5 separate regions of the Mus musculus genome follow, and all the other regions are linked to region 3. The links are chromatin loops, found by intact Hi-C in ENCODE. Cell type or tissue: left cerebral cortex. All regions are shown on one strand. Each heading gives the region's core, and the rest is flanking DNA. Links, peaks and the distances in the headings are about the cores only. Region 1 has its middle 41 kb from the start of Gm22673. Region 2 holds the start of Lrfn5 (leucine rich repeat and fibronectin type III domain containing 5). Region 3 has its middle 33 kb from the start of Gm51997. Region 4 has its middle 50 kb from the start of Gm22673. Region 5 overlaps Gm20063 (predicted gene, 20063).

Evidence for each region. Peaks named below come from ENCODE experiments on the same cell type or tissue, not always from the same donor. Only the 100,000 strongest peaks of a DNase experiment are listed, where the experiment ranks them.
Region 1: a loop joins it to region 3, with 2.0 times the contacts of the local background. A loop is called at or near these places in 2 of 42 quality-filtered maps.
Region 2: it touches region 3 in a loop (2.8-fold over the local background); 3 of 42 quality-filtered maps call a loop at or near these places.
Region 4: a loop joins it to region 3, with 1.9 times the contacts of the local background. A loop is called at or near these places in 2 of 42 quality-filtered maps.
Region 5: a loop joins it to region 3, with 6 times the contacts of the local background. A loop is called at or near these places in 3 of 42 quality-filtered maps.

The regions. Positions count from the first base shown.
Region 1 is chr12:59,710,457-59,716,856 of GRCm38, forward strand. No RefSeq gene overlaps it. Among named protein-coding and RNA genes, the nearest start is that of Gm22673, 41 kb to the left of the region's middle. In left cerebral cortex, for the core only: no CTCF peak of the experiment used is centred there; a DNase peak (open chromatin) is centred at 2,947.
Region 2 is chr12:61,523,099-61,529,498 of GRCm38, forward strand. Lrfn5 (leucine rich repeat and fibronectin type III domain containing 5) reads left to right here and starts at 69. Exons shown (of 6, transcript NM_001310586.1): 1 at 69-1,732. In left cerebral cortex, for the core only: CTCF peaks have their summits at 1,736 and 3,333; DNase peaks (open chromatin) are centred at 1,391, 2,098, 3,334 and 5,350; H3K4me3 peaks cover 3,579 bases; H3K27ac peaks cover 3,019 bases.
Region 3 is chr12:59,519,248-59,525,647 of GRCm38, forward strand. No RefSeq gene overlaps it. Among named protein-coding and RNA genes, the nearest start is that of Gm51997, 33 kb to the left of the region's middle. In left cerebral cortex, for the core only: no CTCF peak of the experiment used is centred there; DNase peaks (open chromatin) are centred at 2,877 and 3,570; H3K27ac peaks cover 983 bases.
Region 4 is chr12:59,720,071-59,726,470 of GRCm38, forward strand. No RefSeq gene overlaps it. Among named protein-coding and RNA genes, the nearest start is that of Gm22673, 50 kb to the left of the region's middle. In left cerebral cortex, for the core only: no CTCF peak of the experiment used is centred there; DNase peaks (open chromatin) are centred at 2,935 and 5,098; H3K27ac peaks cover 459 bases.
Region 5 is chr12:61,513,320-61,519,719 of GRCm38, forward strand. Gm20063 (predicted gene, 20063) reads right to left here. Exons shown (of 3, transcript NR_045049.1): 2 at 2,482-2,532. Among named protein-coding and RNA genes, the nearest start is that of Gm20063, 5.3 kb to the right of the region's middle. In left cerebral cortex, for the core only: no CTCF peak of the experiment used is centred there; a DNase peak (open chromatin) is centred at 2,659.

The sequences.
Region 1 (6,400 bases), core at 402-5,401, 190 kb after region 3:
TCTAATCTCCTATAGAAAACCTCTCCTCACTCCCAGCCATGACTGCCACCAATCCCAAGCTTCTGTGGAGGAAAGTATAGCTCCACTCTTTCTCCCCTCCTAACCCCACCCGCAAACCCCCATCCCGGTCTAGATCCAGCCTGAGGGCCCAGATTCTGTTCTCAAGTTTTCTGAGACTTCCAGAGGTGCTTGGGTGTCCAAAAGCCTGAGAACCCCATGGCCCAGTTCTCTGTGGGCCAGGGGACCCCTGAGCTAGCTCTGGCTGTCCCACACCTCAGTCTACACTTTCCCACACCTCAGTCTACACTTTCCCACACCTTGAGCTTCCCTATGGCCCAACAGCAGCATGGGGTAAGCTCACTCAACTTCCCGAGGAGTCCACCTCTCCACGCAACTGAGCCCTGTGGCAGAGAGGAGCTACCCAATAACCCTACAGAGGCCCTTAGTTTGCAGGAGCTAAGAAAAATCTGGTGTGAGGAAGGTTTTATTTGCTGGAAAGTTTTCTTGAACACTTAGAAGAATTTTTTTCCTATAAAAGCCATGCTAAACACAATTGATCTGAGTCTTGAACGCAAAAGCCTGTTTTAGTTGCTAAGATTTGGAACCATAGAAATGACATGGGGCCAGCTTAAATGACAGACTTTAAATAATGAAGGTGTGACCTCCAGGTGGAGGGTTTGGTTTTGATTGCTGCTTCTGGCTTCCCTATTACCTGAGGCCAGGCCCTAATCTTCCTGAATCTCTTGAAATAAGTGGATGACATCGTCTTGAAATTAACTTTTAGTTCTGATATGCTTTTGTATCCTCAGTCCTATTAACCATTTCCCTGCCCCTTTAAAATCAGGGAGACAGGAAAGAGCTTTTTGGAAGCAGGCTTTTTTTTTTTAATCAAGTCTGGCATTAGGACAGCCTCTCTCTTTTCTCCCCTTCCTTCCCCTTGTTCATCACAATAGGGTAGGTTCTCACTTGGGGGCTTTTAGTATTGCTGTGGTATTCACTTTCTCCACATTCTGGAAGTAGCAACACACCATGATTATGTTCTTTCCTTTAATAAAGAGAAGGGCAGTAGTTTATTTCAGAAAAGCTCTATGATTTAATGGACATGAACTCACTGATGCTCACCGGGTCTGACAGGGGAGTGGGAAAGGATGCATTTCACAAGTCTGTCTTCTAGACAGGGATGCACTTTACAAGTATGCCTTCTTCACATAGCAGCTAGTGGAGTGGGATGCAGCTACTGCAATCAGGAAAGAAGATGCCCAGTCTTTATCCCACTCTGATGAAGGGCAGTGGGATGACAAGCATCGGGGCCTCCCACATCTCGCTTTCGTTACCTGTTTATGGTCCAGTTGTTCTCATCCTCCGGAGTTGGAGCTATTCCAGGACACAGACCAGCAGTGAAGCCAGCAGTGCTGTTTCTCCAAGTACAATGGTACTCTTCGGTGTGACATAGGTTCCAGATTTGCCAAGGCAGTCTTTTCAGATCCTTGATATTTCCCAGAGGGAGATGTCTGAGACCCCGTGAAAACCTAAGTTTTAGAGTGTGGGCATAATTTACTCAAGTAATTGACGTTCTCTAGAATTCCATTGCTGTAAATCTGGGTCTGTGTGAATCACAGTTTCAGATTTGATTAAGTAAAGCCCTCTCTCTTCCTTCATGTCTGTTATGTCTGTTTTGTTTTTTTTCTCAAAGTTACAAAATTTTATCACATTATGAGAGAAACAGGGGAAATGTCAGATAGAGAAATGCACTGTGTGGATGAGCCTTGCAATTCCATCAAGAATGTTATTGCTGGGGGTCCTCTCAGTGCCACTATGCAGATTCTTTGTTGTATGTGAGTTCCTATATCTGTTTCTCAGCCCAAGGAGCCACATCAAACCCATTCTTTAGGTGAACTGACAGAAATATAGAGGAATTAAGAAAAAAAATTCAACAGCCCACTAGATGCAGGAGTCTCCTACTTGGATTCTCTTCATTTAGAACTGTACTTTTAATAGTTTTTTGAATAAAAATTAATTTTTTTTTAAATTTCACTTTAAAAAATTTGATGGGAGGAAAGTAATAGAAATTTTAATAAAGATCAAGGTTTGATAACTTCTAAATCTTTGATGAGACTTAGTAAGTAGGAAAAAGTTTAATTGTAGCGGTACCACCACTCACTAGCACTTTATGGTAGGTTTTTTTTTTTTTTTTTAATTTTGGGAATTTACTTTTGGTGTATTGTGAGTGCTGTGTGTGTGCATGCATGTGTGCAGATTGATTGTGTGGTGCACAAGCAACAGTGTGCATGTGGAAGCCAGTAGTCAAGGTCAGATGGCTTCCTTAGTAACATTCTACTTTTTTGAGACACTTTGAATGAACCTGGAACTTGCTGATTGGCTAGTCTGGCTGGTCAAAAAGCCCAGGGACTTCCCCCTACCATTATCCTCTCAATTCTGGGATTATAGATATTGCATCATATATATCTTTTAGGTGGGTGTTTGGGGTCTGAATTCAGGCCATCCTGTGTTTGTAACAAGTGCTTAAGCAATGGAGCTGTTGCTCCGGCCTAGGCTAGAAACTATTTTATGTTTAACTGATTGTTTTTCTTCTGCATACTTATAAAACATTGACATGTAAATTTCTGTCATTTGCTTGAGGCAAGAATTTGAAATCCTACCTTCTTTCCTTATCTATGGAGGAGTCAGAGACCGGATGGTTCCTTGCTATTTTAGGTAATGGGCTTTTAACTCTTCCTTTTAGTGAGAACTCTGACTGGGCTTCAGGGGAACCACTTTTGTCCAACTTTAAGCCCCAGTACTTTAAGGACGAAGCTTGGCATTTGCTTATTTTCTCCGGTTGCAATGACTGGTTTAAAGTTGGCCACTATAGCACCTCCTAAGGATTCCTCATGGCTTCCCTGGGTATTCATGCTCACTCTTGTGTGTCATCCTTGATTCCAGGGTGCTCGGGAGCTGGAAGAGAGGGAACACAACTCCTCTGGTAGTGTTACTTTTAGTCATCCTTTGTGAGAATCCTGCATAGCAGTTACATAATAGCATAGCTCATGTTGAAAGAGAACAAGATCAAAATATTACATGAATAGATGCCAAAAATGTTGAACTCAAAGGAAATTAGTGATTTCTAGGAGCTTAAAAGAGGAGTTGGGGAACTGCAAGGAGTTTTAAATTGGGTACCAAGACACAGCTAGAGACAGTGGATGGCATCTACCATCCCATTCCACAGTAGTACAATTACAGCTAAAAAAACCCAACAACAACAAAAACAAAACAAAACCAAACAAAAAACCCCTATGGTATATGTGTGTATATGTATATGTGTATATGTATATGATGTATGTGTATATGTATATATACAATCGGTATATATATGTATACACACATATATATTTGCACATATATTTACAATGCATATATTTTGTATGTCTGTGCATAAAGTTAAGTGTGCATGTATATGCATATTTGTACATGTCTGGGCACATGCATGTGTATTTGGGTGAAGGTATATGTGGGGACCCAAAGATGATATTTGCTGACATTCACAATCATTTTTGATTTTATTAATTGAGGCAGGGTACCTCACAGAACCCCAAATTTACTAATACCCAGCTAGTCTAGGTAGCCAGATGCCCTAGGAATGCTGTCTCTGCATTCCAAAGGCTGAAATTACAGGTGGATACATGCCTGCCTGGCTTTTACATGGTTCTGAGAATCTGAACCCTGGTTCTTATCTTTGCAAAGCAGCCAACTTTTCAGCAGAATCATCTCCCAGCCTCCTTTTTGAATACTTTATGAACAACCAAAATTGTTTTAAGATTCCAAACAGAACACAAAGAAATAGGGATACAGATATGCTAATTATTCTGATTTGATAATTACACACCAAACATAAATACTTCATAAGTATAGTGATCACCAAAAATATAAACAATTGTTTACCTATGAAAAAGAAAACATAATTTAAAAAAGCTAACAAGATGAACTGTGTCTCTGGCTGCATATGTATCAGAAGATGGCCTAGTCAGCCATCATTGAGAAGAATGGCCCCTTGGTCTTACAAACTTTATATGCCTCAGTATGGAGGAACACCAGGGCCAAGAAGTGGGAGTGGGTGGGAGGGGAGTGGAGGGAGAGTCTGGGGGACTTTTGGGATAGTATTTGAAGTGTAAATGAAGAAAATAACTAATTAAAAATTAATTTAAAAAATAAATAAATAAAGGGAAAAAAACATTGCACAGGTCAGGAAAGCATGCCTCTTAGGAACTAATGTATTTCTCAGCAAATCTATAGGCTTATCTTCGAGGATATCTGAAAGAAATGCCAGTTAAAAGTAAAGATGAACTCAGGGAAGCCAAGAACATGGCAGTCACACCCACTGTTTGTACAAGTAAAATTTATAGTTTCTGTGTTTAATTTACCGGCCCGGGTTCATTCTCATTGTTAGCAATGTTTTCTGGTGGTATAGTTGACCCTGACAGAAAGCTGGCAAATCCTGACTCTGGCCTTGACACTGATCTGATAGCTATGGGAACAGAGCTCAGTTGATCAAAAGTAAGAGATATAGTTTTGTTAACCCCTTGTTCACAGACACTGAATTATAAAATGAGAAATTATCACCAGAAATGCAGCATCTTTCTTTGCTTCTTGACTGTGAATATTATCACAGGCACATGAGAAGAAAGGCTGTCTGAGAATGGGCCTAAATCATGGAAGTTGAGGTTGGTAAGGTAGGAGAAACTGAGCTGTGACAATTTTGATAAGACAGGAACAAAGTGATTTCTCACTCAATAGATTTTCAGGGATTGGAATTGAAGTTTCACTTTCGGATTAAGCCATAATGTGTTGGACAAACAGCCTGAGTTCTCATGAGGTGGTGTAAACCTGGAAGCCCATAAATGGTGGAGTGAGTGAGCCAGCATGGCTAACCATTTCTCTTCCTTTCTTTATGGTTGGAAAAATGATGTTTAGGCTTTTAAAAAATAAATACAAATGCCATTTCTTCTTTTTTTTTTCTTAAACAATTTTTATTAGATATTTTCTTCATTTACATTTCAAATGCTACCTTGAAATTCCTCCCCTGCCCTGCTCCCCAACCCACCCACTCCCACTTCCTGGCCCTGGCTTTCTCCTGTACTGGGGCATATAATCTTTGCAAGACCAGGGGCTTTTCCTCCCAATGATGGATGACTAGGCCATCTTCTGCTACATATGCAGATAGAGACACGAGCTCAGGGGGTACTGGTTAGTTCATATTGTTGTTCCTCCTACAGGGTTACAGAACCCTTCTTTAGCTCCTCCACTGGGGTCCCTGTGTTCCATCCAATAGATGACTGTGAACATCCACTTCTGAATTTGCCAGGTACTGGCATAGCCTCACAAGAGACAGCTATATCAGGGTCATGTCAGCAAAATCTTGCTGGCATTAGAATGGGGAACAAAATACCCATGGAAGGAGTTACGGAGGCAAAGTTTGGAGCTGAGATAGAAGGAAGGACCATCCAGAGATTGCCCCACCCGGGGATCCATACAAAAGACATTTCTAATGAGTGCATTATTAAATGACAAATATGACTCCATTCAACTTTGGGAGTAAAACCATAAATGTAATTGAAAAATAATATCACAAACAACAATAACAACAACAAAAGCAAAAACCCCTGAGTGGTGGCCTGAGAATTTTCAAATACTTTGTGCACAGGCAGAAAGGCCTTTAATTTTTAGAGAGCAGTAGCAAGGGGCTGGTCAATGCTTCAGTAGGTAAATGACTGTGGAAGTTGGATGACCTGGGTTCATATCACAAGAACACACAAGCAAGATGAGGGGCAGAGACAAGAGCATTTCTGCAAGCCAGAGGGTCAGCTTGAATGGAGCAGTCAGTGAGGAGTAAGAGAGGCCTTGTTTCAGACACCATAAAAGGCAAATGCTGATACCTGAAGTTGTCCTCAGACTAGCCACAAGTAGCGGTGACATATGAGGTATGCTGGTACTCACAAATATAAACACACAAAACTCACAAGCATGTGTTCCTGTGTGCATGAGCACATACACAAGAGCACACACACACACACACACACACACACACACACACACACACACACAGAGCATAGGTTGGTGGGGCCGGGGTGGTAAGGAAAAGGGAAAGAAAATTAAGTTAATTCATTAGACATTAATCCAAAAAGTAGAAGACCCAGGACTTAACCTTAACTGTGAGAGGCTAAATAAGAACATAACTGTGGAGTGGAATTTATACCTTCCCAGAGTGGAGGAGAGATCAGAACTACAACCACCAGATATAGGTCTAGAGAATGAGGACTTGGGATCTGTATCATGTTGCCAAGGTGGTTGATAGATAAAACTTGACCATCCCAGCGATTACGTATGGAGAGTCCCTGGACTGTGT
Region 2 (6,400 bases), core at 919-5,918, 2.0 Mb after region 3:
CTCTCGGCCGCGCGCCCGCCGCCGCCGCCGCCGCCGCCGCCTCCATGCTGCAGCGCGGAGCGCAGCTCCTCTGGGCCGGCGTTGCCTGCTCGCACCACGCTGGGGAGCGGCTCTCCCAGGCCTGCCGGGGCGGCGGCTGCCTGCCCGGACTGCAGCTTCCCGCCTTGAGCCTGAGCTGAGGACTCGTCCCAGGGCCTCAGCCAGCGGGAGGGGCGCCCACCGCGCTGTGTGCAGCGGCGCAGGGAGGTGGTGAGCCCGTGCAGAGCAGCCGGAGCTGTGTGTGTGTGTGTGTGTGTGTGTGTGTGTGTGTGTGTGTGTGTGTGTGTGTGTGTGTGTGTTCGCCTGCGAGCTTTTCTTCTTCCCTTGAAGATGTGAGATGTGAATGGCTTCTTAGCTAGCTGGTCCTTAGGATTCTGGACTTTGTGGAGCTGTGGGCACAACGCACCCATGTAATTCATGTTGTGTGGTCGGTTATCTTAGGGGAAAAAAAAAAGGCGCAACTCGACGGGGGTGGGGCAGATCCAGGAAACATTCTGGAAAGGAGAAATAGAAAGAGAGAGGCGTAGAAATGTGAATATTGAAAGACCTGAGAAGACTTTTGGAATCTCCCGGCTGGCCCTTCAGTTTTCCCGGCACTAATCTGGAGGTTTTCCACCTTTTCAAGTCATCTTGGTGTTCCTCTAGTGTTTTGTAAGCCTCTTTTCAGCTAGCTGCGTGTGTGTATGCGTGTGTTTGTGCGCCTGTGTATGTGCGCGCGCCTATCAGATGCATTTGACAGTCTTTTTTCCAACTGCCCAGAAGCAAACGTGTTAACTCAGAGATGCCCCTCCGTGCCCAGGTTCTCGCAGAGCATGGAGGACACCCAGACCGGTTTTCCAGGCTGGATTCTGGGAGGCTGATGGGCTGTGAACCCAGGTGTAAGGATCACTTAATCCAGAGGCTTGGAAAGTGGCTGTATTAACGAGCTTCCAGGTACATCGCAAGGTCAAGAGAGGGACTTGCAGCTGTATTAATTCCCTGCATCTTGACTTTCCTGTTTTGGTCCGAAGAATATGAATGTGTCTGTCCACAACATTTGAAGCCCAAACTTCAGCACTCCGAGCTGGTTTACTGTACAAACAAGGTAATGAGGATTGCTTTTCAAACTGCTTAACGAATCCCCGACGCTTCCACAGCCCTTCCAGGACTCCCTTTCTGCCCAGCGAAATGTCACCAGCTTTTGAATTCCAAGGATTTGGCTGCAGGAGAACTTGAAGGAAACGTGATCAAAGGGCTATGTGAGAACGCGACTGCTCTTTTTGCCGGTAGGCTGGTGGGCTTCCGGACCGGATCTTGAGAAGGACCAGAACTGTTTCTCCCTCCCGGTGCGGTTCTGGGAGTGCTTGTGCAAGTGTGAGTGCGCGCGCGCCCGGCTGAGAATGTGTGAGTGTGTGTGAGCGTGTCTCTGTGTGTGCGCGGCCGCCCTGCTTCTGCCCGCTCCCCGGGCGCGGAGCCACCGGTTTGGGCGATTTGCGCTGATTCCCCACCCAGCGCGACCTGCGAGCAGCGAAGGCAGGGGCAGGAGCCACCTCTCTGACTCCCTAGGATGCGGGTGCTGAGCTATGGCAAAGGGCAGCGAAGTGATGAGCTAGACCCCAGTACGACTGTGAAAGCCACCTGGAGCCACCTTGCCTGGATCTTACCTGCCGGCAGAAAGTCTTCCTATGACCGTCTTTCCCCCTAGAGGCACCAGGTAACAATGAAGGACTACTTGCCTCACCCACTTTCCTTAAGGTCTTGTTTCTAGCATCTTATCTGCATTGCAGGCTACTTTACTTATTAATGTTTTGAAAATCATTAGAAAGGGCTGGGTATCCAAGAGCGCTTGCTCAGTGACGGGGTATGCAGTTTCTGGTATATAAAATGTAAGTCTATATCTGGACACTTATTGTGGTAGCGAAATCTATCTGTCTGTCTATCTATCTATCTATCTATCTATCTATCTATCTATCTATCCATCCATGAATACATCAAGCCTGAGGATAGTTTTTGAAAAGGGCCAGGCTTGTTGAACCTGTCTGAAGGTGCCAGAGATGAACGGTTCATGTTTCCTTCAGGCTATGGTTGCTGCGGACCATTTGGTAGCCAACCCTCCAGATACTGAAGTGAGATCCGGTGTTTGTTTCCCCGCCCCCCACATCTATCAAAGATCTTTTATTTTTTCTCCCCAAAACCCCTTAACCTCTGTACCAAGGTTCTCTTGATGTGCAGGATCTTCCCAGATCCTTTCAGTAGTTGTGAATTAAGAATCTCGAGACTTTGATGTGAAATGGAGTTTTCTTGGGACTTGCTTAGGATGAAAAGGAATTCATTGTCGAGTGTGCGTGTGTGTGTGTGTGTGTGTGTGTGTGTGTGTGTGTGTGTGTGTGTGTGTGTTGAGACTAGGTGTTTAACTGCCAGGCTTTGATTTGAGGTGGCATAATATATACATGAAAAGAGGTCGTTTTTATATGTCTAGGAGAAGGAGGCCAAAAACCAATAGCCACCACCCAGCCCAGCCCTAGCCCCAGCCCCAGCTCCAGCCCCAGCCCCAGCCCCAGCCCCAGCCCCAGTGACAACATCAGCCCTGGCCCCACCTGCTTTATCTCAGAGACGGGCAGAGGTTTGTGCCCCAGTGTTTGTTTTTGTTTGTACAATAGGTATTTTGAAAATTCCATCTAGTGCTTTGATTTAAAAGCAGGTTGGATTTAAGACTGCCTAATTAACATACTAGATCTGATATGTGAAAATGGAGATTCCCTTCACTTGAAGAGGCTGAACAAATTTAGTTAACTTCCGAAGCGCCTTATTCTTGTACCTTGTACATTCTACCTTCTTCCCCCACCATTGCTTGTTCCCTACAGAAAATTCCACTTCCTTCTTGAGGGCGCTTGAATTAACAACATAAAGGTACTTCCAAAGTAGTCTTGTCAATGTTTAATTCCAGAGTGAAGAAGGTCTGAAATTTTCAGCTGAGGAGTGCTGGTTTGTCTCCTGCCTCCCGAACTGCCTGCTAGTTTGGCCTGGTGGGTCAGTGGTTCCCTGCTCTAGGAGGCAGAGATAGGGACTGACCTATGAAGGTGGAACTGAGTGTGTCCGTGGTGTCTTCTGTTTGCAAAAGCTGCTTAGGGTGTGCAGGGAGACTGCCTGATTGTCTTCCATCCCCTCCGTTTCTGTAGCTATCCATCTGATGGCATTTGCAGATCACAAGCTAATGTGTAGCTGCTCTAGTTGTCCCTGCGCGCTGACGTCCGGACTCCTTCTCTGGAGTCTAGAATTGCTGCTGCTGCTGCTGCTGCAGGGTGGTGGTGCTACAAGGCCGTGAATGCAGCGGGCTTTGGGGGCTGGGCTGTACCACTGCAGCTGGCAGGTCTGCTTTGACACTACATGGGGCGGGGCTGGAGAGCTCAGCTAGCACCTAGCAGACAGTGGGGCTCCTTGTGGCCCCTGTGACTGCCTGAGTCTGAAGGAAGGGAGATTGGAGATGAGTAGGGCGGTGGTGTTTGAGCATCTATTATGACTAGAGCCCCTCTCCTTCATTCCCGATATATATGAATATTCAAGACCATGTGATGAAAGCTGGCTACAAAAATTGTTTGACATTCAAACATTGCATGGTTTATCAGGATTGAAACCTTGAAGCTAAGTGCATTTTTTCGACATACCTATTCTTTCTGTCTTCTCCTGCTCTTCCAGATGACACCAGGTCATTTGCAGTCCTGTTTTGCCTTCAGTTAAAACAAAAACAACAACAAAAACTGTAGCATATGTAATCAACTTATCTTTTACTTCCAACATGAAGTCTAGGAAAGCCACTTTTCATACAGATTTAGTGTATAACTTCAACTCAGAGGAAGGATATAGATGTTAACTCAACTCAGGCAGTAAGACAATGCATACTCTACTGTCTGAGGTCTAATGAGGAAAAAAATAAAATAGTATCATTGCCCAGATCCCAAAAGGTATAAAGGAAAAAATAAAAAAAAAAACTAAAAATAACAAGATTTGAAAGAATTAAGGAGAATTTCATATCAAATGTCTTTTCTTTTTAAGTAAATTTATTTGGAATCTTCTATCATTCAAAAAATCCTACAAACAATGCTGCCTTCTGTGATAAACATCAGAGAGATGCCTTTTTTTCTTGTCCTAAGTTTGTGTGGAATATTGACAACATAATAAGTTGCAAGCCAATCACATATGTGAGAATGACCAGACATAAAATTTCTGGTGAAGAATGTTAGTACTTGAATAATACATATTTTCCCATCTCTGTTTCACCTCTCTTTAGCCTTTACTCACTTAAGGTTTCATCTTTTGCAAGTCAGTTCCTATATTTGTTCACCCATTCTTCAGGGAAGGCAGACAAATCTGTAAACCAAGTTTTAAATGCTCAGAAGCTCAGACAAATATTGCGGTTTAAAAAGGCCATTCCTTTGTGGAGTTAGGTTAAATGTTATGAGGAAATAGAGCTCCTAAAGTAGAGTGAAGGAATAAAGGAAGGAAGGCAGGAATAAAGGAAGGAAGGAAGGAAGGAAGGAAGGAAGGAAGGAAGGAAGGGAGGGAGGGAGGGAGGGAGGGAAGGAGGGAGGGAGGGAGGGAGGAAGGGAGGGAGGGAGGGAGGGAAGGAAGGAAGGCAGGCTAATGCTGGCTAAGGTGTTTCTATCCAGCTTGTTAGACATTATCCCTAGGCATAGCTATTCTGTTCTTGTTCATTGATGGATTATGACACTGAGAGTGAGTTTCCCAGCCAGGAACTCGTACTTTACAATCATTTTTTCGTCATTTCTAATAGAAAACAAAACAAAACAAACAAACAACTGGGAATTATGGGCCACACAGGACAGGGGCGAGCAGAGTCAGCTTGAAAGGAGTTGACATGTGATTTCATCTTCTAGATCAATCCTTTCAGTGACTTCCCTTTTCTCTTTTAAAAAGAATGACCTTGAACAAGACCTATATTCTGTGTTTTGCAAACCTCTCTTAAAAATCGTTATGTATACAGAAGCATTCTCATACATTTCAGCTTTGATATGAGGCTCCTGTACAGACAGGTTTGTTTAAGGAAAAAAGTTCATCTATTTTTGTCTTTCACTGATTTCAGCCAAAAGTAATTTCTTTCCTCTTTCTCCAGAGAAATAAAAGAGATGAGGGTGTCTGATAGAGAATGCCCCACTCTTCTTCTTTTTGTGCTATTATTTTGTTCTCTCCTGCCATTCAGTAGATTTTTGGTGTTGAAGTGTTATCTTCTTGTGTCACTAGTATTTAAGCACAGTCCCATGTTACTCCCACCTCCATCTTTCCTGAAGGGACATCATTTCCTTTTTTCCTTTTAAGCCAGTGCACTGCTGCTTGAAGCACTTTTGGCTTGGTGGTTTTGCTGAGTTTTCTAGCTAGTGAAATTAGGACCATGTTTTCTGCTGACTCTCTTGCTGTGCTGTTATGTGGTAAGGATGAGAAACTTGCAGCTATTTAACAGGGCTCCTGTCCATCAGTGAAACTATTCCACAACAACTACTCAGGTCTTTTTTCAATTGCATTGAAAACATTTTTTTTTTTTTTTTTTTGGCTAACACTGAAGTAAGAGGAAGAAGAAAACTCACTTGAAATTTTCTAAAGAATAAACTAGCTAGTCTGTTTTCTTATTCTAGTGATTTTATTTACTCAGAGATGAAACATACTGGGATTTTTTCAGGTTTTCTTTTCTTTTCCTTTATTTTTTTATACAATGAAAATAGTTCTAAGCTTTATGGTTCATGAAAGAGTGATGTTTAAAATGTAGGCCTTATGCACATGAGTGTGGCTCTCTAAGATATACCACCAACGTATGTTAAGCCATTCCAGTGATCCATGTACACAGTGAAGTTTTGAGAATGGGTCCACCTACTCAGTCTCCATAGCTTATACCCTCATTTGTATGCTTTCCTTTAGTCTTAGAACCTGAGGAAGTATACTTTAAAGATCCTGTGGTGTAGGGATGGTGCTGTTTATAACTATAGAAATTGTTTTAGCTAGGGGTAAACCATATAATAGTACTCCATCATCATAAATCAAACAGTATTATGATGCCCTCAATAAATAGAGAAGAATTTTATTCAGAAATAGTTGATGCTAAATTTAAAGCAATTATTATTTATTTTTTTAAATTCATGGTGCTCTGGCAGACACTGCTCTGACAAAAAGCATTTCACCGTGTTATATGATAATTTAACGGTAATTATGAATGATAGGTAACAAGTGATGGGAAATTACAATGTAATTACATGATTATATAAAGGACTATCAGTACACCAAAGCCAAGTAAAGTGGGTGGACAGGTTTTAATATTTAAGCTACATAAAGTATTTTTAATATTTATCTAAAACTGACTTTGATAGTTCATATT
Region 3 (6,400 bases), core at 624-5,623:
TAGACAGGCCTCTCACATGCCTACTCTGAGAAATAATTGAGACAGCCACTCAGGTGATTTCTTTCTTCTCTGTGTGTTTATACAGCTAGGGTTTCTCCATAAAGTTCACTGAGACATTTATATTTTTCTATTTTAATTTTAAAGTTGATTTTATAAAATGTGTGGAAAGTTTGGAAAGAGAACTGGTAGATGGTCTGACTAATAATACTAGGGAAGGACCATTGTGAAAAAAAAAGGATTCAATATCTCAAATGCTAGAGGCTTCGCTTGAAAATGGTTCTCGTGGTTGGTCTTGCAATCAGTTTATATGCGAACCATGGCACAGTTGAGAATCTACATGGACTGTGAGCAGCGGAATCTCAATTTTTAGTTTGATACTTCTGTCGCATGCAGACAAGAGCTGGTAGGTGCAGCTCTTTAACTCGAAATAATGAGAGAACTTTCTCTTTTCTGAATTAGTTAGGAAGTTGGCACTAAAACAGCCCCAAGGCATGGACTGTGAATCCAAGTGAATCCACACCAAGCTGCCTTTCATTTAAGTCTGTTTAATAAATCATCTTCCTAACTGCAGCTGGGGGTCTAAAAGTTCATGCCTCTGGCACACCGAGAAAGAGAATGGGATCAGGAGCACGAGCTTTTAGAAATGTAATATTATTTTCAACTTGTGTTTTCTCACACAGAGGGAAAAAACACATTTATAAAATATCTCTACCTGAATAAAACAACTCCTCCTTGGAGGTTAAAAATAATATTTGGAAAGTCAGAAGTTGTTTGGCTTTGTTCAGATTTCAGTGGATAACAGGGAGAAAGGATGAACTGAGAGTCTATGAGGGTAGGGTTAGATGTCAATGGAATGATATTTATATATGCATATATACATATATACAATGTATATGTATACACACACATATATATACACATATATAATACACACACATATATATACACACACATATATACACACATATATATACACACACATAATATATATACTGGATATAATCATGAAACTAGAAAAGTACCATGGTGTGTTTTGGGAGAAGCAGGTAATGAAATCTATGTCATGAAAACACAGGAGAACATTGTGGTGAGGAAGCATGGGAAGTGGGAGAAGGCTGATCATGAGAATAAGCATGTATGAAACCGCATAATGAAACCAATGACTTAAAAATGATTGTAACTAATGAATATTTAAGAGACAACACAGCGCAAGTGCAATACAATACCAAGTACAGTGCATCATGGATGGATAAAGGTAAAAATAAGACTCATTGTGATGCTAGTAAAAGTTTTCAAGGATCAGTAACATTTGATTTGCAACCTGTGTGTTAAGTAGGAGGAATGGCCAAGTTGAAGGCAGAGAGTGGTAGGAGTAGGAGGAAGAGTGGGAAATTTGTAAAAATGTTGCATGTGGTTTAAGGCATCATAATTGGACCTTACAACATTGCATTAAAGTTTTTGATTGATAAAAGACAAAAGAAGCAGAGGGAGGGGAGTGGCAAGGGCTGGGAGCTCAAATCACTTCAGAAGCAGACTAGGGGTGGGGAGAGGTGAGATGGACACCGGGAGCAAGGCCAAGGGAAGCCGGGTCATGAAAGCCAGGCCAGGGACTTAAGACTGTGCACTTAGGGTCTAACTAATATGGCAACTGAACAAATGAAAAGGGAGCACCCGGTGATAGGAGCCTGCAGAAGGTTTTCCAACCATATTGCTGCAGAATGAATGACAGTTTTTCTGTGGTTTGCAATTCTTGTTCTGGTTGTACTGTGGAAAACAGATGAAGATTCAAGACTAGAGGGAGGTTCAGGGTAACAGTAGGTTCAGTCTAAATTGGTGATGTACAGTGCCCTTGAGATGAGGTAGACATTAGCTTTAGGTATGTTAAACTTCGGGTACCTGTAGGCTAATCAAAATAAATTCTCAAGGAGACAGTCAAATGTGTAAGTCAGAAGCTTGCAAACAAGGTCTGAGTGAAATATGCATATTTCCACGTTATCAGCCTAAGGGTAGAAACAAAAATGATGGAGATTGATCCAGTTGCCTAGAGTATATACTGACAGTTCTTACAACATGATCTTTAGAGACAGATGGTACTTTTTAAACAAATAAACAGGAGGCAGAATCCAGGGAGACAGAGTGGGCTGATGAGATAAGAAGTCTATCAAGACTGTGAATGTGACATATGTCCTACATTTAAGTATAATGATGGGGGAGGGGCAGAGATTGTGCAAGGAAATGTAGGAAAGGCATTCTTTGTAATATGTATTTATCAATTTCTCTTGTCAGTCTCTGTCTCTCCTGCGTGTGCACGTGTGTATGTGTGTGTGTGTGTGTGTGTGAATGTACATGCAGGTACCCATGGAGGCCAGATGAGGATGTGGGATTCTCTAGAGTGGAGTTAGAGGCATTTGTGAGCCATATGATGTGGTTATTGGGCACTAAACTCTTAACGTCTGTAAGAGAAGCATTCACTCTTAACTTCTAAATCATCTCTCCAGCCCTGAAAAATATTATTTTATAAAGAGAATGCCCCGTCTTGCAGCCAGCAACTTTGGGTGATAAGAGCAACAACAACACTGGTAAAAAGGAGACTAGGGTACAAGTGAGCACACTGGAGGGAGAGGTCAGGAGAACAAGGAGATGGTTCCAGGCAGGTAAGCAACCAGCAGGAAGGCACATGTGCTCCTGGTGTATATGTTCATTTTAATGTGTGAAACCGAAGTATTTCCAACTGCAGATGGGAACAAGAGCTTGAAGATGGAGTAGGAGGCATAGAGGAATGGAGGTGGGATTAGGAAAAAAAAGACCTCTTGGGGAAAGAGGCGTAGGGTACCAAGAGCAGTTGTATTATAGAAGGGACTGAATTTAGGCAAGACAAATGTGGTCTGGATGAAGATGTTGTAGGCTGTTGGTAAGAGGAGGTGTGGGAGGCTTGACAAATGTGAGAGATGGCCACTGTGGAAAACAAGAAAGATGAGGGAGGAGGAGGAGGGAAGAAAACAGCATCAGGCACCCCAGTCCACATTGAATGCCAGGAAACCATGGTGCCAACGCTCTTCTTTCTTCCACAAGTGCCCAAGATCTGAGCCTAAGTGAGGAGAGAGCAGGCATGGTGGACATTTCCTGGCTGAGTGTGAGTGGAATGCAATGGAGAAGTAGCTGAGAACCCTGGAGAGGGGACTGTGTAAAGGACCAGGCTGGAGAGGGGACTGTGCAAAGGACCAGGCTGCAGAGGGGGCTGTGCTAAGGACCAGGCTAGAGAGGCGGGGGTGTGCAATGCATCAGGCACTTGTTAACAAGTCTTTGTTCTCATCAAAAACTGTCTTAAACTCATAAAAAAATCTGCTGTCTGCTCACATATTTTGAACTTGAGATAAAAACGTTAACATATAAAATATTTTCAGCATATCTCACTGCTTATCTTATATAATATACATAAGCTAAATGCAGTTTTATCCAAGTCTTGGGGTATAGATTTAGCTCAATTTATAAATCTGGTCCTTCAGATAATCAGGCCTCATTGTGAAACTGCTCACCCAAATCATGGCTACTTTCCACCAGAAAATATCTGATTTCATCCTAAAATTCATACATCTGATTAACACCTCTGTTCTAAGACAGATTAGTAGGTGGATAGGTGACTGAGTGACTGGTGTTAGTTGGTAAATAGGTGGCTCACCCAAGATGCAGATGAGTAGACAGTTGGTACCATGGTTGAAACAAGTTCCTCTCAAATATATCTTCCTCAAGTTGATTTGGTCTCACTTCTAAGAATTTCCTTCCGGAAAGTGATATTCTAGATGTGCCCCTCTCCTTGACATCCGGGAATAATTTCCCAAATTATAGCATGGGGGGGGGGTATGCCTGCGTGTGTGTGTGTGTGTGTGTGTGTGTGTGTGTGTTTGTGTGTGTAATGCGGGTGGGCACTTGAACAGTGAAAGGAAAGACTCTTAGATCCCAGATTCTACAGTTTGAGCAGCTTCAAGAATGAGTCTGAGATCTGGAAACGTTAACTCTGTGTTTCCTTAAGCCTTTGGGCACATTGGAAAGGCTTTGTGCTTATACTTCAGCTTGAAAACTGCTGCAACATTGGACTAAGTCTGGGTAAAGGCAAGAGAAAAGCAGAGGATTGCTGCTTTTGCACGCAAGTCTATATTTGAGGCCAAAGATAATGCTGCACTGAAGTAGTTTGTTGTTTTGTTTCTTTTCTTCTGTTTATTGAAGCAATGTTGAGAAGTAAAGGGCCTGAGTGTTACAAGGGAGAGAACTGGAAAGTGAGTTAGCTGCTTAAGGCAGAAGGTCCTACTGGGAATTAAACCCAGGATTTCCTGTTATGAGTCAGGCCCTTTAACTGATTTAGCCACAGGGACACCTGGTTATTGTTTCGTTTCAATTTTGATTTACTTCAAAACAAGAGTTTTCTGCACTATGTTTTACTGAAAGAGGAAATGTAAAGGTGCACTGGGGGCTTGTGTGTCAGTTGGGCACAGTGTAGAGAGCAGAGTTTGGGGCCAACACCCTTGAATTTGAGTCCTCCATGCTATGCCCCTTCCTCATCATGGCCACAGGCAAGCCAGGCATTTTTTTATCCTCCATTGTTCTCACTTGCAAACACTGGAAAAACAATGGCTGCTTTAGGTGAGCGTGTCCTTTTTCAAGGGACAAATACCTGCTTATTTTACTCAGGTTTGAAGGGACAGGGTGTACAAAATGCACTTGTTCTAACATAAAAGTAAACGAGTCTGTGGTGAGAGGAACATGTTAGAGGAGTGAGATGCCGGCTGTACTCTGCTGTAATACCAGCTCAGTACTTATCAGACCAAACCAGAAGGGATTATAAATAGTCAACATTGTTTTCCCTGAGAGTCATGAGGCTCTTTGGTTTTCTTCCCTCACCGCTTTCATCAAAATATATGGCAAAGCTTAATTTTAAGAAAGTTGGAAATAGCCGGGCGGTGGTGGCGCACGCCTTTAATCCCAGTACTCGGGAGGCAGAGGCAGGTGGATTTCTGAGTTCGAGGCCAGCCTGGTCTATAGAGTGAGTTCCAGGACAGCCAGGACTACACAGAGAAACCCTGTCTCGAAAAACCAATAAAAAAAAAAAAGAAAAAAAAAAAAAAAAGAAAGAAAGTTGGAAATGTGAATCTTGTTCAAATATGAATGAATATTTGTCAATGATTTAATCCAAGTCATTTAAGAGTATTTGAGAAACAAAGAGTATATGTGTATCACTGCATATCTCTTATCATTTATAGATCTGTCTACCATCTCATCTGTGAGTGGATTTCAAAATAATACACTAGATGAGCATGAAAGGGACTCGCTGTATCCTTCCACCTTTGTTTTTAATTTTTGGACATTTGTCTTAAGCGCTTGTACCACCCTGTTATTGCACCCAGTGTTGCAGAAATCAATTTTTCATGTCTTAAGAGCAGCTCTGAGGCATTCTAAAATGTACAGCTAACATGCGCATTGTAATATGTTCAATTAACACCCTTAAATTTAGAAAGATTTTGGGCAATGCCAATATTCTGAAAATCATATATAGGTCAAGATAAACAAGGAAACCGAGTAAAGACGGAGCTTATAATGTTTCTTTTGGGGTACTTGCACTAATCGCAGAAATCATATTCCTATAAACAGTTCCTACATTCAATACTATGAACTCAGAATGCATAATATGGTGGAGTAAATGAACTAGTACTGTCGATTTTGAAAGGCACTCATTCAAAAATGGCCATGCTCATTAGAAACCACCTTGTATCTGGGGCAGACATATTATAGCTCTCAATTTAAGGATAAAGACTATGAATTAGGATTATGAATTATGAATTTGGCAACAGGGCCAAGGCTGTAAATCAGTGCTGTTCCCTGCTCTGATCTATTGGGCCTGACAGGCAGAAGATGCTTGTGAACGCAGCCTCCAGCTTCCAGATGAGTTATGCCCCTAAGGATCATTTGTAGGTTCATTGTTTTGAGTTGGACAGATTTTCCCAGAGAAATTGTGAGAGGAATAAAGGTTATATCTTCAGCGTAGCCTGCCAAAACCCTTACCCCACAATGTGTCCATATCTTATCCATACTTACCATAGACTTGTCTCCTTTGTTTCTGCTAGAGAATTAGAGTGCAGAGCTGTCATTTGAAGTACTTGTCATACTGCATCCCCCTCCCCATTTGCCCTCAGAGCACTAGGGCGGAGGTGGAGTTTCCAACACCTTACACCTGTAGATGCTTTGGTGGTGGAGACTCCTATCATGGTGTTTGGAAGGAAGTCTTTAATGTAGAATTGCTGCAGAACCAGGCACAGGTTTCTCTCAGGATAGAGACTGGACTTTGGGGGATTGGGTACCAAAGGACTGTATCACAGCCTGTATGAGGTGTGTTGACAGAAACTCTCTA
Region 4 (6,400 bases), core at 747-5,746, 200 kb after region 3:
GCTCCAACATATAACAAGAACATGTGGTCCAATATGCTCGTAGCACCCTTATTTCTAATCAGAAGCTGGAAGCAACTCAGATGTCCCTAAATGAAAGAATGGATAAACAACGACTTCATAAATTTTGCAAGCAAATGGATAGAACTAGAAAATATCATCCTGAGTGAAGTAACCCAGACCCAAAAGAACATACATGGTATGTACTCACTGATATATGGATATTAGTCCCAAAGCTCAGAATACCCATGATACAATTCACAAACCATATTAAGCTTAATAAGAAGGAAGACCAGTGTGGATGCTTCAATCCCACTTAGAAGGGGGAACAGAATAATTATGGGAGGCAGAGGAATAGAGGGAACTGGGTTGGAGAAGTGGGGAAGGAAAATGAGGGGGATAGCAAGATCAGATATGGGAAGAGACAGGAGAGAAATCCACAGGGCCAGGGGAATGAATAGAAATATGTAGCAGTGGGGTGTGGGGGCAGGGTAGGGGATCACTAGAAAGTTTCAGACACCAGGGACACAGGAGGTTCTCAGGACCTAATGGGGATGACATTATCTGAAATACCCAACAGTGGGGAGAAAGAACCCAAAGAGACCAGATCCAGTAGATAGACATAGCCTTCAGTAGAGGGATGGGGCCATGCACCCACCTCAAAATCTTTAACCCAGAATTGTTCCTGTCTAAATGAAATACAGGGACAAAAAAAAAAAAATGGAGCAGAGACTGAAAGAAAGGCTGTCTGGAGATTTTTCCACCTTGGGATCCATCCCATCTACAGACACCAAACATGGACACTAATGGCTAATGTCAAGAAGTGTTTGCAGACAGGGGCCTGGCATAGCTGTCCTCTGAGACACTCTGCCAGCTTCTGTCTAAGACAGATGCAGATATTCACAGCCAACCATTGCACTGAGACTGGGGACCCCAATGGAAGAGTTGGGGGAGGCTGAAGGAGCTGAAAGGAGACTGCTGACCCATAAGAACAACAACAGTATCAACTAACTGAATCCCTAAGAGCTACCAGAGAGTAAGCCAGAACTCAAAAAACATACAAGGCTGGTTTGTGGCCCAGGGCACATGTGTAGCAGAGGACTGCCTTGCCTGTTCTCAGTGTGAAACTATGCTTTTAATCTCCTGGAGACTTGATGCCCCAGGGAAGAAGAATGCTGGTAGGGGTGAGGTGAAGGTGGGTGGGCAGATGGGGGAGTACCCTCTCAGAGGTGGAGGGGAAGGAGATGGAGTGAAGAAACTTTTGAAGTGTAAATAAATAAAACAATTAATTAAAAAAATCACTACTAGATCACTATAAAGAGGAATAAAGAGTATTCTGTGGGGAGTAGCCTATAACTAGCATGTGAGCTTTTATATAGTACAGGTGTTTGTGCTAGGGGATGGGAGGGCATATGTAGCACCAGAAACCTGGCTAACTACTCAGTGCTAGTAAAGACATGGTTACTGGAGGAGAAGCTACAACTACAAATTTACTAAACCAGAATAAACCCCTAGCAACAATCTATAAACTTTTATTCTTATATCTACAGGTAAGTGTTGTCTTCATTCCTCATCAAGGAAACTCCTCTTCTGCAAGGTCACACTTTTTTTTTCTTTTTTAATCTGAATGTAGAATAGAATTTCTGCTATTCAGCAACCCATATTTTTTAGAGCAACAATAAGGAGTTTCACATTTTTACTAAATGAGTTCCAGGCTAATCAGATTCTAGGGAAATGCTGTATTAACTTTGACTTGGTAATCAAGATTCAGCCACGGAATTGAGTAGATGCAAAACAGTTTGCTTTATTTGTTTTACTCTCCTATTCTCAGGCCAGTGTTGTCTGAAGCTACATTAACTGATCTTATACTATTACAGCAGTTTGAATAGACCTGGTGTGCAGATAGAACACAGTATAGCAACAAGCTTTTAAAATTACTTTCAAGGATACATGGACTTTATTAATTTTGTTTTTATCGATTAATTAATTAATTAATTTTGAAAGACAAGGTCTCATGTAGCCCAAGCTAGCCTTGAACTTGGATGGCCTCCAATGTCTGACCTTCTTGCCTCATATTGCAGGCATGTTCCGCCATGACAGTTTTATGCATGTCTGATGCTCAAGGACTGAACTCAGGGATTAGTGCGTACTAGACCAGAGTCTACCAGCTGAGCCATATCCCCAGGCCCTCTACATTGTTAATGGTCGATAATCCATTATAATTATGTACTTATGATTATTCATTTTCTAGTTAGATAAATGATATTTCAAATGCTGATTATAGGACTTTCCCTTCCTGTTATTTTAAAGATAGTTTCATAGTACTAAGCAGCTGAGTTTGGAATTTCATAGTTTGTATGTACCTCAGCACATTTTTTTTAGGCATGGATAATTAATAACATTAACAGTTTCCTAATACTTATATTTTAGAGCAGGGTGAGATTCATTAATTAGCAAAATATCTTCAAGCATGGAACATAAAAAAATCCCGTCAAGCCATGAGAGAGTCAAGTACTAGCTACCAGATCAACCTTTGGTCTAGAGTATGATGTTGAAATGCCCCTTGGACGTCCTCAAATGTGGAAACCATAGTTGGCAAACATATTGGAACAACAGGAGTTCTTTTCAGTAGAAAAGATAGCCATTCATCCAGAGCACTGAGAATTGGCCAGAAGTTAGAATGCATACTCTTCCCAGGACTTGGCTCAGTTGGTTAAAGAGTTGCAGATGGGCACTGTTGCATTAATGCTAACTTAACACAAATGTTAATCTCAGATGATCGCTGGGAGGACTCATTTAGGCTTACATAGTCAGTTTAAAAGCACCCTGACTAAGAACTAGTCACACTCATAAGGGCTCCTACTCTTTTAAAACGGTGTATGGTGTTAATTTTCTTCACTCTTTCCATAATTCACACAGTATATGAATAATTCATTGAAGCCAGTGTTTGCCTTAGTCACTGTTCTATTGCTGTGAAGAGACACCATGACTAAGGCAACTTAGAAAAGAAAGTATTTTGTTGGAGGCTCATTTGCAGTTTCAGAGTGAGTCCATGATCACCATGGACGGGAGCATGTCAGTAGGCAGGCAACACGTTGGAGCAGTAGCTAAAAGCTGACATTTATCCATAAATATGGCCACAGAGAAAGAAAGATTCAGCCTGGCATGAGCTTTTGAAACCTCAAAGCCCACTCCCAGTGACACAATTCCTCTGAGATCATACGACCAAGTCTTTCCGAAAACAGTTCTACTAAAGGGGACCAAGATTCAAATATATGAGACTCTGGGAGCCATTCTCATGGCAATCACCCTATATTAGGACTTCAGGTGGCCAGGGCTCTATGTTATCAAGGAGTTTACACAAGTAAACTCCTGACTGGGGAACTTCTGCCATGTAGACATAGGCAGAGATGCAGTGGGATGCCCAGTTCTGACCAAAAGTAGAAGAGAGGTTTCCTAGTGCCAGGTGGAGCTGCGGGTGGAGAGGGCCGGAAGTTAGATGAAATCACCCCGGGAAACGAAAAGTTTGGAATGCTGTTTGGTTTTCTTCTGCTATATGGCAGAAGCAACATGGACATGCAAGCCTTTATTTGGCTTGTATTTCCAGCTCACAATCCATCATTGAGAGAAGTCAGGGCAGAACTTAACCAGGAACTCCAGGTAGAACCCGTGGGGGAACTCTGCTTCAGGGCCTACTCTTGAGCTCACTCTCTGGCTCATGTTTCGTTGGTCCCTTTATACAGACCAGGACCAGCTGTCTGATGAATGTGCTACTCCTCTGGGCTTTTCCATATCAATTAATAATCAAGAGAATCCCTCACAGACCCACAGACAATCTGATCCGGGCAATTCCTCCATCGAAGCTTCTCGGCTGACGCTTCTCTCACTGTAGCAAGCTGACGATTTTAACTTGGGGGATTCTTTCTTCCATCATAATTTAAGTTATCAGATTTTCCTAGCGAAAAGATCCGTGCTACCTACTTTGCTATTTCTAATGCCTAGTGCAACTCTCTCAAATAGAGCTCAATGTAGCCAAATGTATCTCTCCTGAATTCTTAGGTTATACTTCCATCTAATAGGAAAGCACATGACGAATCTGTTTTGGAGATAGATGTGGGTTTGACTCACATTGTGTTTGCTTCAGGATAAGTATTGTGTAGTACCAGAAATAACAGTAGAAGCACATGGAAGAAAAGAGAAGAGAAGAGAAGAGAAGAGAAGAGAAGAGAAGAGAAGAGAAGAGAAGAGAAGAGAAGAGAAGAGAAGGAAGAGAAGAAAGAGAAGAAAAGAAAAGAATTCTGAATTACAATAGCATTCTGTCTTGATTTGGAGATCGATAAATATAGAAATGTATTTTCTAGTTCAAAAGCAAGACTGGTGCGTTTCTACATTTAGTTGAAAAGTATTTTAAAGAGAATTAATCATCAGATTTCTTATTCTCTAATACCTCTGAAGCACTTAATCTTTGATGAACAAAATGCCTTTTGATTTGTTCACTGAATATTAATCCTTCTTAAAATGTACAATTGACTTTTTTGTTAAGAGTCATCTAACAGAAGTCCCTAATGAGTCACAACTTTGATAGGCTTTAAATATGCCAAGCATACAGCATTTCATACAATGAAATGCTATTTCAGAAATAGCTTCATGAACCTTAAATTAGATAACTTTAACAAACCTTTATGTGGAACCTGATCTATGTCTAATTTGTCTGATAGTGTCTACTGAAAAAAGTTTTTGTCATTTTGACAGGTTGTTTAGGGATTTTGTCAGTGCAAAGTATGATAATACAATACTAAGAACATTTCCCTGGAAACAATTTCTTTTTGTACAAAGGACTGTGATTTAATACTAAAAAGTCAGAGAAAGAAACTGTGACACATTTTAGTTTTATCTCACTCAGTAATAAGTTGTATACAAAGGGTATTTGGCATAAGAAAAACATGTTCATGGTAAACATTTCCATCAGTCTGAGATGGTTAAACTAATTGTCTAATACTAAATCAAAAACATGGTGCTGTGGATGGAGCTCTGTTAAAGAACTTGCTTAGCATAGAGAAAAACTCTGGCTTCATTCCCAGCCCAACAAAATAAAAGCAAAACAAATTCCTACAAAACAGGCCAACTGACAAATCTCTCAAAGGCAAAATGTCTTACTGCCAGAAAGGTCATGTGTCTCTAAGTGGCTTAGGTGGCCTTGGGCTGATGTGTAGCTTCCGCAGGACTACCCAGCTGCTTGGCATCCTCATACCACCTTCCATGCCCTCTCTGCCTGGACTTCTGCTACCTTTATACTACACTGTGTTGAATGAAAGACCATAAAGCCACAGGACTCAGAGAACACTACAATCCTGGCCCCCAATCTAGAGCTTTGCGTTTGTTTCTGTAGTAGAAGAAAGGCCACAAACCAGATCTTAGAGACCCTGATTTTAAAATAATCATATTTATCCCTGATTTCAGGGACAAATTCCTGAGTGTTTCATCATGTTTGACTTGAAGCTAACATGTAAGAAGGCTGCAGTGAGAGAGTGGGTCCAACCCAGATTTACAGGGAATTTCTAGATTATTGTTTTGGCTCATAGCAATCATGATTTTGGGGGGAATTTTTTTTTAAAAAGAAATTTCTGTTTTGCAATGGTCTCTTACTATCCTAAAGCTGAAATCCAAATATAATACAAGCAACTGACACATTATTTCAAATATGTATGGACATTGCCTCAATTTCTGTTGTGTTTTTAGTGTTGGTAGGGAATGGGAAAGCTCCGATTTATCTATCAAACAGCAAGGGCTGAAGAATGGAGAAGATGAAGGAGGGAAGGGAAGGAAGAAATGTTTGCCTTTCTTATATCACTTTGATCCTTTAGCCAGTTCTGTAACCACAGCGGAGTACTTGTGCTGAGCCCAGCCTCCATCGTTTTCAAACACTGGCTGGCTACTATCAATGTTTTGGTGTCCTTGGTACATTTTACTGTGTGTAGATGTCTTACTTGTCAAGATGGTTGGTGAAACTCAACTCACATCTGGATGGTGGATATTAGAAATACCCAGGATCCAAATGAATGAAAATAATGCCATTCCTTTAGCATGGCTTTGAATGTCTCCCTGAAGATCTTGAAAATGGAGGTGAAATTTGTTTTGAGTTTCTGACCCAGAGTCTAACCCTTTTACATGAGAACATCAGCATATTCTCTGTATCCTGCCAAGGAATGCAGCCACAGGGTTTTACAGGTGTTAAAATTTACAGAAATCAATAGGTGCACCTTGGGAGAAATTTTGTTTTCTTCAGGACTTTCAAAAAGTTGTTTACCATTTAGGATGTGATGTGCCAACAGGAAGCTCCTTCAGGAATTCAACTTGCTAATGCTCATGTCAATCTAGGATTGTTGCAGTGATGGCCTGGATA
Region 5 (6,400 bases), core at 724-5,723, 2.0 Mb after region 3:
CTTTCTGGGTCTGGATTACCTCACTCAGGATGATATATTTTTTTAATCATCCCATCCATTAACCTGTGGATTTTATTATTTCATTCTTTTTAATGGCCTAGTAATATTCATTTTGTTTAAGTGCACTAGATTTTCTTTATCTGTTCATATGTTGAGGGGCATCTAGGTTGTTTACAGTTTCTAGCTGTTATGACTAAAACAGTAGTAAACACAGTTGAGCAAGAGTTTCTATAATAAGATATAACATATTGGTTTGTATGCACAAGAGTGGTATAGCTAGAACTTGTGGTCGATTGATTTTCACCTTCCTGAGGAACTGCCACACTGATTTCCATAGTGGTTGTACAGATTTTCAGTTCCACCAGCAATGGATGAAGTATTCCTCTTACTAGAGAATTAGCTATCATGTGTTTTATTGATCTTAGCCATTCTGATGGATGGAGAAGAAATCACAAAGTAGTTTTGATTTATACTTTGTTAATGACTAAAGATGTTAAGTGTTTCTTTAATTGTTTTTTCAGCCATTTTTAGTGTAATTCTGAAACCTAGTACAAATCAGAATTTCAAATCACTTATACTATTTATCTTATTTTACACCAGGATATAATTATTGTATTTGTGAATGACACCTATTGGGATGATTATTTAAATATATGAAATATGTCATAATAAAATAAGAACAGTTAATATTGTCATCTCCTTTGCTCAACAGTTAGAAGCCAGTACTGATCGATAATTGCTCCTGATTCAGGTCTCAGCTCTTAAGTCAGGTGACTCACAGCAGCTTTTAAAACCAACTCCAGGCAAAGCAGTATCTCTGACTTCCAGAGTTACTGAACTAATGTGCAAACACATACACACACACAAACACTCACACAAACACACACACACACACACACACACACACACACACAAACACATGAAGAGGGGAGTTGGTTGGAAAGAAGGAACTTAAAATAATAAAAATATTTACTTTTAAAAATATTTATAATTTCTTTGGGTTAGAGTCTTCAGATTTCATTCCTTTTTTAAAAGCAGAATATATAATACATCATTGTACCCTGTAGCAACAATCCTGTGCTTTACAACATTAAAGCTTACTCTTCACACCTGACTTCATTATGCTAGCCCTATTTAGGTTCCTTACATAATGCCCTTTCCTAGCATCTAGTAAGTACTATTGGACTTTAACACCACAAATATCTCAGCTTTCCCATCAGACAGAACATATTCATCCCTCTGTGCTGCTTTATGCCACTTACTGTTAGCTCTTTGATCACTGATGTGTTCACAGTCAGTCATTGGAATGGCTTCATTTACAGAACTAATCAACCCTTCCCCCTTTTCTGTCCCTGCCACACAAATCCACAGTTAGTACAACATGACAGAAGAGAATTCCGGTCCAATATTATGGAATGTTTGATGAGAACAACAACAACAAAATTCCTATGAGGAAACTTTAGTGCCCTGGAGTGGATTCAGCTTCTTGGCTGGCTGAGGTTGACTACGCTCAGTGATCTCATACAGCAATGCAACGTCAGCCTGGGTTGAATTATTTCTATCCTCTATATTAGATTTCATTTCTATCCTCTACATCAGATTTCTGTCTATGCAAATTCAAATACTTCGGAATGCGAATGAATGGGATACTTGTGTGTAAGGAGTATGTGCACATATATGCATGTATGAGTGTGTGTGTGTGTATGTGTGTGTGTGTGTGTGTGTGTGTGTGTGTGTGTGTGTGTGTGTGTGTGCACGTGCATAGGGAAGCCAGGGGACAGCTTAGGTGTTCTTTCTAATGAGCTGTTAATTCATAATTGTTTCATCAGTCAGGATTTCTCACTAGGACCTGGAGTTTTTAAGTGTTTGGGGTGGGGGTAGTGTAGGTCTCAAATCATGATGCTTCCTTGGAAGCACTTCATTGACTGCGTCATTTTAGTGTTCCTGAAATAGAATTCCTTCTTAAAGTAGTTATTACAGGCAAGGATGTATACTTAGAGTAATTTTTTGAAGGCATGCATGTGTTATAAGCATACCTAATATGTATTAATTATACACTTGTCTGAACTACATGGAGTATTAAAGAACTAGAGCTACTACTATATAAGAAAAAAATGTCCTCAAGAGTTTACTTTGACAATAGCATCAGGATTGATGGAGTGGTATAAATATTACGCAAACAATAGAGAGGAAGATAATTTTCACAACTCTGAATAACCTTCCAAACATCAAGATCATGTTTTATTCTACACGGATTCTAAAACATAATATATATATGTTAATTTTTCCTTTTTTAGGCTGCAAATATCATGGAACATGTCAGAATACAAATATGCACATGGAAACAAAGGGGCTACATATTGAATTAATGATAAATGTCAATTTTCTGATTATAATTTTAGGTAAACAGTGATACAGTACAACCAAATGTCATATTTGATAGAAAAATTACTTATACATTTGGAGTCAAGCTTAACACACCAGGTTCCAAGGCTGATTCATCATCAGTGCACACTGAAGGTCCCCACACTGCTAGAAACAACAAAGAGAACAAATTGTCAATGGATTTTAATCAGGATTGCTAAGTGGAAATGGTGTCTCATCAGCCTGCTTTGTGGCTCTGGTAGCCATTCTGTTTCACCTGTTAAGTACTTCTTGGTTTAAGAATAGGATAAAACATCCTCTGAAATATGATCTACCATACCGAGCAATCTGTTTCATCCATGCTTCGTGTATCTAGCATATGTTCAGTTCAGTATTAAAATAGCAGAGGAAAACTTGTGGTTTCTTAAAAAAAATCACAAAATAAACTGTTAAATTATAGTTTTCCATTCCTTAACACATTACAGTATCAAAGGAATAAGTAAAATAAATATTGTTGGAAACGAGAAAACACAAAAATCAGGAAAGTTTTCTGTTCACATTGTTTCTAATAAGAACTTATTGTTTACTTAAATCTCATTGACACAGCATTGTGACAGGGTCATAGCTGAGACCACAGCACATTCCAGCAGCTCACAGATAGACTCAGTTTCTTTTCCAAAACTGAACAGATTTTGATCAGGACTGTGTCCACCCTCTTGAGCTGTGTTCAGTACTGTAACCTTTCAGTTGGAGCATTTACTTCTTACAGCACAGTATATCAAACACACACTGCAGTAAAGTAAAACAAAACAAAACACTAATCCCTCTGAGAGATTATTTTATCCCTGAAAGTCAAAACATGCACAATAAAAAAGTGACTACGAGTCTATCTATACATTAAAAAAGAAAAAAACAAAAACCAATAACAACTAAATAAGACAGAAAGATTTGTTTCTTTCTAATATGCTTTAATGAAACTTATTTATTACATGACTGGAAAGAGATTGTTTCTGATAGCTAGTTTACAAAGCAGTCATTAATAGGTCTCAGCAAGCCTTAAGTATAGCATTTTTCTAAAATTAATGAATGAATGAATTAATTAATTTGTAAATGTGTACAGACATCTACCTTCACATGCATGTGGTTCCTGAGGACACCAGAGGCGACTAAAAGAAGGTTTTAATCCCTGCTAGAGCTGACTCTGGATAGATATGAGCATTTTTTCACAGTTCTGGGAACCAAACCCTAGACCTAGGTAAGTGCTCTTAACTGCCTAGTCATCTCTCAGCTCAGTATTTGAATTTCAGTCTGAAGCACAAAACCCTTAAGTTTTCAAGAAAATTAGACAAATGATATCCCATGCTATGTTTTGTATTGTTGGGGAACACACTGTTCAGGTATTCTAATGTTGCTTCTAGGGAAGTAAGAGTGAGTATCGTAAAAGCAACCCTGAAGTTTGAGTTGGAAGTCATACAGGACTTGCAGACATTTCACAAGAAATCAGGAGAGACACATCTGGAGTTTATAATTCTTAGTTGAGAAATAAAAATCAATATTATAATGAATTAATTTGGCTATTGGTTAAGCACTCCGTGAGAAACAAAGGCTGAAAACTATGGTCAATTCCCCTCTTCCAGTCGTAGTGAAGAACATTAGTCAAAAGCGAGGTGATTCATGCACTTCCTGGTCTATTAGCAGAGAATTTAACATCATTGTATAAAGAAACAATTCAATGCCCATCAAAACATATTGCTTTTTTATTCTTGATCCAAAAAAGATCAGAGCAATGGAACCAAAGAAACTTTAAAGCATGGTAACCAAACTAAATGAGAAAAAAAAAAGGAAGGTTATTTAGAAAAAAATAAATTAGTAGAGAACATACAGTCTTTCCTACCAAATTCAATGATTAGAAAGAAAAACAATTACTGAAGAATTGGGGGGAAATTCCCAGATCATGCTGTAAAAGTTGATGTCAAAAAATTGTTCTGGTAGCTGGGAAGATGACTCAGTGCTTAAAAGGGCTTGCTGGACACACATGAGGACCTAGCCCAAAGCCAAATGCCAGCTCTTGGGTTGGAGAACAGGAAGGCAGGTGAATACATAGGGCTTGCTGGCCTATCCAGCCTCATGTAAAGAGTTACTTCAATGTTCATTGAGAGAATATGTCTTAAAATATGGTGGAGAGCAATTTGGGGAGACATTTGATTTGTACCTTAGATCTACATAGGCCTATGGGTTTTGCAAGAGACTATATGTTTTCATACTCATAAAACTTACCAGACATTATTTACCTTAATGTAAATGCATTCTAATCAAATACATTGACATAAATTTTTTAAGTTAATTCTCTTGGGGCTGCTATTTTAGAAAATCCAACTCTATGTTCTCAAACGAGTGAGTGTCATCTTACCTGTGATCACTTACTTGTGGTCACCTGCCAGAGATTGAGTGCAGAGTATTGCTATGAATTTACAGGAAAAAAAAAAAAACACAACTACATCTGTAAAACAAAGGTTTTGCTACATACTTCACCATAGGGCTTTTAATAGAATGATATCAAAGCCTTTCAAATGCCTTAGGACTTCTATCCAATGGGATTCATTGTATCCAGTTATATGCATACATCAAGACATAATAAAAATCCAGAGTTGTTTTTAGAATAGCTATTTCCTAACTAGCTTGACTTTAGATTGACTTTAGAGTATAGCTTAGAGATTGCATGTAAATTGTCATAAGATTACATATATGTGAACATACATATAATAAAGTGCTTAATGGATAAAAACTGGGGCTTAATAATCTTTCCAAAACATTGCAAAATATAAAAGAGTCTAAACATACTGTACTTAATACTCAGTTCAACCAGCAAAGCATAAGTAGTCTGGATTTCTGTGTACTTTTACCTAGAATCTTTACTTTTAGAAAACAAGTTCCCTTTCTAGTCCCAAAATATATAAATTGTGACAGCTCAGTCGTACTTTAGTAAAGAGTGGCATAACAATCATAATTACTTTTATCTAGTTTGACAAAGTAGCTTTGATGATAGAAAGAAATCAAAATCCTATCATTTCTTTCTTAAAATGATGGATATTCTTCAATGGAATGATACACTGTAACTATAGTAACTAAGGAGTTGTTTGCCAGACTATCAACAAAAACAAGAATAAAAAGGATGGATAGTAGTAATAGTGCTTAAGGGTTATTGTTTTGTTCAGAGATATTTAATGCTGGCTGAGATAATTCCCTTTGTGTAAACTCTCAAGAAATCCCTACCTAGTGATCAGTATTATTATTTTTAATGCACTGGTATTTCCAAATTCGAGATTCAACTTTAACGTTTTGGGAGTACAGTACCAAAAGCAGAAACCATGAAACAGCATTCCACTCAATGATTATTTGAATCTTCAATGATAGTTCCCTTCCCATTAGGAAATGAAGAAACTTAATAGCAGATTCTAGAAAGTCAATGTGTCCTTACAAGTCAAATCAAAGCTCAAGAAATAACTAACTAAGGGGGGAGGGGTATGTTTGTCACTGAGGTATACTAAAAATGAGTGTCATTTCTTAGACCTTTAGCCCAAATTATGTTTAAAACTTCTTAATAAATATATCAGAGATAAACCAGATGTTCAACACTGCTAAAAAAAATTAGTTGCTTGGGGTAAGACTTAGAAGCCACAATATTCTTCACTCATGAGCTTCATGTTCAGAAATGTCAGAAATATGCTTTGAAGCAAATGTAAAATTGCAGAACTATGAAGGTCACAGCTATATTAGCTATTAATTTAATCTTTAGTGCGTGGAATTTGTTTGTTTTGCCTCAAATTATTCTTTAAATGTCCAAGGAAGAACTTTATCTCTCCTTGATTTTTCAATATCATTTCAAAGTTTTAAGGTCACAGAGCCAATAATTAATAAAATAACTAAAAGCTACTAACTCAACCATGACTCAAACATTCAGGTGTTTCCGATTAAAATGTGCTTCTTAGAAAGTACAGGGAAGAAAAGAATGAACTAATATGGTGACATACTACAT